2 separate regions of the Homo sapiens genome follow, and region 2 is linked to region 1. Evidence: chromatin contacts called from ENCODE Hi-C data. All regions are on one chromosome and are shown on one strand. Each heading gives the region's core, a stretch centred on a gene start or an enhancer-like site at or near the end of the contact. The rest is flanking DNA. Distances are from core to core; before and after follow the strand shown.

Region 1 (3,694 bases), core at 1,195-3,694:
CGGCCTCCCAAAGAGCTGGGATTACAGCTGTGAGCCACCACACCTTGCCTTTATTGTTTATTAATAAGCTAATAAGTCAGCAGTTGATTCAATGACTCAGCAATATCTATTTCATTTTTTCCCCTCCCATCCTACTCAGCATGTTGGCTTTTCATACTTGTGTTTATTGCCTCATGGTTGCAAAATGACTGCCACACCTCCAGGTATCATATCCTTAACCCAGCACTACCCAAAGCAGAAAAAGAGCAAGAATGGCTACTTGACCCAGTACCTCTCTGTTATGGGGAGGGAAACCTTTCCCATAAACACTCAGCAGACTCTTTTTTTTTTTTTTTTTTTTTTTTGAGACGGAGTGTTGCTCTGTCGCCCAGGCTGGAGTGCAGCAGTGCAATCTCAGCTCACTGCAACCTCCACCTCCCGGGTTCAAGCTATTCTCCTGCCTCAGCCTCCTGAGTAGCTGGGACTACAGGTGCGTGCCACCACCCCAGCTAATTTTTTGTATTATTAGTAGAGATGGGGTTTCACTGTGTTAGCCAGGATGGTCTCGATTTCCTGCCTTGTGATCCACCCGCCTCGGCCTCCCAAAGTGCTAGGACTACAGATGTGAGCCACTGCGACCAGCCTCAGACTCCCTTTTATCTCATTGCCCAGATCAGCATCACATGTGCATCCCTTGATGAATCACTGGCAAGAGAAAATGACATTTTTCTAATTGGCTTAGAGCAATCCTGATTCACTTCCCCAGGCTGGGAGAGTCTCAGGCAAAATTCAGGCTCCTGGAAGCAAAGATGGAAGTCACTGAGTAGCCAGCCAGCAGCATGGGCCTCATCTGGTTTTCCCACCACAGTCAGTGTTCATCCTTGGTCGGGGCAGAGGGCAAGGGGAAGCATTTCAGATGGAACAGCCATCCAGCCCTCAGAAAGCTTATAGTCTGGTGGAGTTAAGTGTATGCAGATCATTATAACTGAATTCCTGAAGGTAGAGACTAGATCTTTATCAATCAATGACTTTTATTGGATGCCAGACCCTATTAGGGTCTTGGATAAACAAAGATAAAAAGGACCCACTTCCTGCCATTAAAGACCTCGCAGTGTTTAAGGAAAACTACAAACTGGCAATCAAAGGGTGACTAATGCAAAGTTAGGGATAAAGCTAGAGACCAATAGGGAGCAAAGGGAGCATAGTGGGGGGTGGGGAGGGGGCTGGAAGCAGGAAAGGCTTTCAGAGAAGATGATGTTTGAATGGAATGTTATAAGTTAATTCAGGATTAGGCAGGAGAAAAAGTATTTAGAAAAAAAAATCCAGGAGAAGGAGATAACAAGCAAAGGCTAGGAAGCAAGAATTTAGTGTGTGTAGATAGCAATGCGTGGGACATAGAGTCGTCAGATGAGGCTGGAGATAAATTGAAGTCACACTCTGTGAAAGATCTTCATCCATTCTGAAAGCTGATCATACGAATTGGGTCATTCTTGTCATATCCAACTAAGACAGAATTGAAAAGCCAGGGGAACAAATACTCAGGGCATATAACATTGCTCCAAAAAAGTAATTTTTTGCAAGCCTGGCTGCTAAAACTGCCTGCTGTAACCTAAAACCAGTTTTATCTAATAGCTACTGAAACAGCCTGCTACAATTCTGAGTTTTATCCACCACTATCACTTACCAATCAAAGCTTGCCAGCTCCCCAAGAAGCTGATAAACCCCCACTTTACTAGTGCCTGTAAACTTCCTTGAAGAGCAATATGTAACATTTCTGTTTTATAAAAATCTCCAAACCTTCTCTTTGTTCTTCTGACATACCAAAGACAACCTGGTCTGTGTGTAAGCCCTGAATTGCAATTCTTGATTGCCAAATAAAATATTTAAACTTTAGAGATTCATCTCTATATGTTGACTTTGACACCATCAATCCACCTGTGCATTAATTTATTAAATAAATATCTATAGAGCACTAGGTACCAGGTACTTTCTAGCCTTGGAACCTTTGCACTTACCATCCCTCTGGCTGGAACAGCATTCCCTAAATCTTGTCTGGTCTCAGCTCAACTATTACCCCCTGAGAAAGGCCTTCCTTCATCCCCTTATTTAAAATAGCCCACACGTGGTCACTTTCCATTGCATTATCCTGTTTTGTTTTCCTTACAGCACTAATCACATGAAATGAGAGTCTTCGTTTGCTTATCAGTTAATTGCCTGTGGGGACCCCACTAGGACATAATCTCCCTGATAGCGGGGCCAGCCTCCTTCCCTGCGTCATCCACGGCGTTCTAGCAACTCAGGGAGCCCAGAGCATGCTGCCGCCCCGCGTGCAAGGGAGCCTAAGTTCCAAACCGAGCACGCGCAGAGGGCGGGACGCTCCGGGCCTCCAGGTCTCGCAGGCCCCGCCCCCTCGCCGCGGGTTCGCTGTTGGGCGGAGATATTCGCCGCCGGCGCTTGCGCCCGGAAGGTGTGCCGCACCACACGGGGGAGGAAGGAAGGAGCTCCCAACTCGCCGGCCTGGCCACGGGATGGCCCCCAAATTCCCAGACTCTGTGGAGGAGCTCCGCGCCGCCGGCAATGAGAGTTTCCGCAACGGCCAGTACGCCGAGGCCTCCGCGCTCTACGGCCGCGCGCTGCGGGTGCTGCAGGCGCAAGGTACGACCCCGGCCCCCATCTCACCTCCGGGCCTGCTCCTCCAACTCCCGCAACCACCGCCCGGGCCTCGCGCGGCGGCCAGCAGTCCTGCCCGGCCCTCCCACCCTTCCAGCCCCTTCCGACTCCGGCATCCTACCAGAAACTTCCTCGGCCCTTTCTTTCCACCTGCTTGTTAACTGCCCTGTTGGCCCCCATCCTAAGTTATTTAGGCCTCGTTCTGAGCCCTGAGAAGAAAGCTAAACCCTCCTCCCCCGCAGCAATTCATTTTTCAGTTAGTATTTGTTGAGTAGCTGTTATATACCGCCTGTGTAACAAGACACAAAAAGTCCCTTCTCTCAAGGACAGCGCATTCTTGTGGGGGCGGTGGGGAGGACGTGAGTCTTAAGCGAGTCAGTAAGTAAACGAGACCTGTGGGATAATCAGGGTTAGGAAGAAGACAAATAGGGTGATGTGATAGAGTTGACTGGAGTGGGAGATCAAGGGCAACATCTGTAAAGAAGTGATATTTGAGGTGATGTCTAAATGATGAGAAGCCAAGCGCACAAGGTTTTCGGTCCTGAAGTGAACTGCAATGAGAAAGGCCCCCCCTCCAAGACGATATAAACATGGTGTGTTTCAGGGGTCAAAGCATAGTGAGCCAGGGCAGGGAATAGGAAGACATGAGGTCAGTTAGGAAGGCAGACCCTTATTTATTGTGGAGGTGTTGTAAACTCTGCTAAGGAGTTCGGATTTCATGCCAAACTGGAAGCTTGGCATGAAAGCTGCTGGATGGGAAGCTACTGGAGAGTTTGAAACAGAAGAATAGCATATTCTTACCAGTTCTCCCAGCGTCCAGCTTTCGTCAGCATACCGCAGACCTTTGCCCAAAGCCCCTTCTCCAGGGTGACTTAATCAGAAACCCTCATTGGTTAAAGCCTTGACTTTTGAAAGGAGCCTTGGATCCTGGTTTCTGTGAGTCACCGTTCAGTACCTATTTCCCTTTGCCGCCTTCCTTTTTTTCCTTTTCTTGGCTAGCATCTCTTGAGTGATTTACCATGTGCTAGACATTTTAGACACGATC
Region 2 (3,694 bases), core at 689-3,188, 1.4 Mb after region 1:
ACCTCCCAAAGTGCTGGTTTACTGGCATGAGCCACTGCACCCAGTCGGGTTTCATAATTTTCTAATTGATCATTAAACAAACATTTTCATAAGTTTATTTGGCTTCTGGTAGTTTTTTTGGTTTGGTTGAATTTTGCAGGCCATATAGATTTTAAATTTTATAGAGTTAAAAGTATGAATCTTTTCCTTCCTGGCTTCTGGATGACATGAAACACTTAGAAGAGTTTTTTGTCATTCTAAGATTATAAATAAATTCAACAATGCTTTACTTCAGTACTTCATGATGTAATTTTTTTTTTTTTTTGAGAGAGTCTGCTCTGTGGCCTAAGCTGGAGTGCAGTGGCACGATCTCGGCTCACCACAACCTCTGCCTCCCAGATTCAAGAGATTCTCGTGCCTCAGCCTCCCAAGCGGCTGGGACTACAGGCGCCCAAACACACCCGGCTAATTCGTGATGTAATTTTTTAACATTTAAATTTTAGTCCATTTGGAAATTATTGTGGTGCTCAAAATGGGCTTCATTCCTTTTTTTTTTCCTTCTTTTTCAAAGCATAGTCTTGCTCTGTCACCCAGGCTGGAGTGCAGTGGTGCAATCTCGGCTCGCTGCAACCTCCGCCTCCCAAGTTCAAGCAATTCTCCTGCCTCAGCCTCCCCAGTAGCTGGGATTACAGGCGCGCGCCATAGTAGAGACGGTGTTTCACCAGGTTGGCCAGGCTGGTCTGGAACTCCTGACCTCAAGTGATCCACCCGCTTTGGCCTCCCAAAGTGCTGGGATTACAGGTGTGAGCCACCTCGCTCGACTGGTTTAATTATTTTCTAAATTGCTAAAAAAGCTGCCTGACCCCAATTCATCTCTTCAATGCTGATTTGAAATACAGTACCACCTCGCCTATATAATAAATCCCTATATATAAATCGCTCTTATTCTGAGTTCTAATATATTTTATCTACCTGTAAGCTCCTGCTGAGTCCCAAACTTTTTAAATTAATTTATTTATTTTCAGAGACAGGGTTTCCTTTTGATACCCATGCTGGTCTCTGACTCCTGGGCTCAAGGGATCCTGCCGCCTCAGCCTACCAAGTAGCCAGGACTACGGGCCCACACTGCTGCACCCATCTTCTATGCTAGTTTAATTGCTATACCTTTATGTTATAATATCTGGTGGTTCTGGAGAGCTAATCTCCCTTATTAGCATTAATTTTAGAATTTTCCTGGCTACTTTCACATATTTATCCTTCTTTAAGCACTTTAACATCATTTTGTCCAGTTGAAAAACTGCCCCCTCCATGGTCCCACCACCGTGATACATCTATCTTTTTTTGTTCTGTTAGTTCAGCCCCTGGTGAGAGTAGCAGGTCTGCGTTCCTGTACTGTCAGACTTAGCCAGAAATGCATTTCCTTAATAATAGTATAAGGCCTTTAAAACTATAAAAATAACAAATATTTGGGTAACGCTGCCAAACCATTCTCTCGCTTTCTCTTCAATAACATTACCAGTCAAATCAGTATTTTCCCACATGAATACCGAGGGGTCGCAGCCACGACAGAAGAGAGATTAAGACTGTACGATTCCTCGTCCCATGCTCTTTCATAGTCAGCGGAACGACTAAACACCTGCACCACCCGAGGCCGTGGAGATGGGCGCCCAGCCGGGGCGCCAGGAACCCGGGCTACGTCCGCGCCCACAGTTTACTTCACCCCGGGGGACCCTGGATGTTCTATGACCGGCCCAGCGGCCTCGAAGAGTGCGGCGAGTCCCTCGCCAGCTCCCAGGCCGCACCAACGCCCCAGCCGGCCCACCACTGTTGGCGCCCTTTACCTGAGGCCCAGCGACCACCGCTCACCTGACGCCGCCCAGCATCCCGCGGCCAGGTATCCAAGGCCGCTTAGTAACCGGAGAGGCGCGTCGGTGCGCCGGGAGGCGTGGCCCAGGACGCAGCGCTAGCTCCGGCCGACGTGATGACGACAGCACGGAAGGCGCCTCTCCGTCGCAGGCGTCAGGGGTAGGCAGCCTGACTGATGTGGGGCTGTACCATTTGGTGCATGAGGGGCAAATCCAAACATAAGGAGAATTAACTTTTCACCAAAAATAAACCCATTTAATTTTGTTCTTTAGTATCAATTACGAGTAAAGACTAATAACAACGGTAGGACCCAAGTGCCCAAACTTCGCTCCACCCACAGGGAGGAGAATAGTGAAGGCTTCCAGCGCGGGGGGGTTGGAGAACGCCCCAGCTTCGATTCCCAAAGCGCAGGAGCAGAGTGGAGCCAGGCGAGGGCGGGGCCGGGCGGAAGGCTGTGCTGGACTATTAGGAACTACTTAACGGAAAAGGGTGCGCAGGTTTAGTGTTGAGAATGATAAACCGTATAATTCTGTTTTATTAACTCCGCATCTTTGCTTGCCATGGTACTAGGCTTGAGCGCCGGCGAGCATGGCGGGGAGTTAGAACTTGAATAGATTCTACAAAAATGTGAAAACTATGAACTGTATTAGGGAGTCTAACGACTAAGCTGGTCAAAAAGGCGCCCCTGTTGAGCAGAGATTTGAAGAGAGAGTGGTATTCATTAAGGCAAAGGCTGGGGAAGGGCGTTCCCGGCAGAAAGAACTGCTTGTGCAAAAGCACCACCAATACAGGTTGCCCTGCCATCGCCATTAAGATGGGAAACCAGAAGCCTGCAACTACCAACAGGCCACCCGACTACCCAGGAAAGCGCTCTGTGCCTGCCTTTAGAGGTGTGTGGATTTGTGAACAACGCTGCAGCAGCCTGGAAGACCCAAACTGAAGATTGCAGAGAGCTCTGACAGTTTTTATTTACATTTATGTTTGTCTTCGAATCTAGGATATTAAAACACATACAACTCGTGTTGCTTTCCACAATTTCTGTCACTGGAAATTTTAAAAGTGGAGACGGGCCGGGCGCAGCGGCTCTCTCCTGTAATCCCAGCACTTTGGGAGGCCGAGGCAGGTGGATCTCTTTAGCCCAGGAGTTTGAGGCCAGCCTAGGCAACATGGCGAAACCCGGTATCTACTAAAAATAGGAAAAATTACCTGGGCGTGGTGGCGCGCGCCTGTAGTCCCAGCTGCTTGGGAGACTGAGGTGGGAGGATTGATTGATTGATCCTAGGAGGTTGAGGCTGCAGTGAGCCGTCATGGTGCCGCCGCACTCTAGCCTAGGCAACACAGTGAGACCTTGTCTCAAAAAGAAAGTGGAGAACAGGGTGATTTGAGAATTCTCTTTGGTCAGATGAAGTGGCTTCTGCCTGTAATCCCAGCATTTTGGGAGGCCAAGGTGGGAGGACTGCTTGAGGCCAGGAGTCTGGGACCTGGGTAACAGTAACACCTTTTCTCTCCAATAATAATAGTAATAATAAATAAAAAAAGAAAATTAGCCAGGCATGGTGGCACACACCTGTAGTCTTAGCTACTTGGGAGGCTGAGGTGGGAAGATCGCTGGAACCCAGGAGTTCGGGCTGCAGTGAGCCATGATCGCTCCACTGCACCCCAGCCTGGGCAACAGAGTGAGACTCTGTCTCTTAAAAAAAAAAAGTTCTCTTCTTGGGGATGCTGTATTTTGGTGCAGAATTGGGTGAATACAGTTTGCAGTTAGGGTAATAATGGAAATGAAGTATTCTCACTGAAGAGAGAGTAGGCCGTCCCATTTGAAGGCTGGGACAAATCTTGGGATCTTTCT

What was found. A loop is a pair of places that touch in the nucleus more often than their neighbours do. Pooled maps may share reads with other maps.
Region 2: a loop to region 1 is called in a map of gastrocnemius medialis, with 6 times the contacts of the local background. The contact joins the promoter of IFT52 here to the promoter of TOMM34 in region 1. A Hi-C loop is called at or near these places in 2 of 168 maps with a recorded cell type or tissue (ascending aorta and gastrocnemius medialis) and 10 of 50 pooled maps.

The regions. Positions count from the first base shown.
Region 1 is chr20:44,959,147-44,962,840 of GRCh38, reverse strand. TOMM34 (translocase of outer mitochondrial membrane 34) reads left to right here and starts at 2,444. Exons shown (of 7, transcript NM_006809.5): 1 at 2,444-2,634. The coding sequence starts at 2,508. It overlaps LOC124904912 (a long non-coding RNA gene), which reads right to left. Exons shown (of 2, transcript XR_007067599.1): 2 at 3,304-3,694. RefSeq lists a silencer at 2,186-2,265 and enhancers at 2,496-2,585, 2,596-2,645, 3,426-3,515.
Region 2 is chr20:43,589,181-43,592,874 of GRCh38, reverse strand. It overlaps IFT52 (intraflagellar transport 52), which reads right to left and starts at 1,938. Exons shown (of 14, transcript NM_016004.5): 1 at 1,821-1,938. RefSeq lists an enhancer at 1,747-1,816.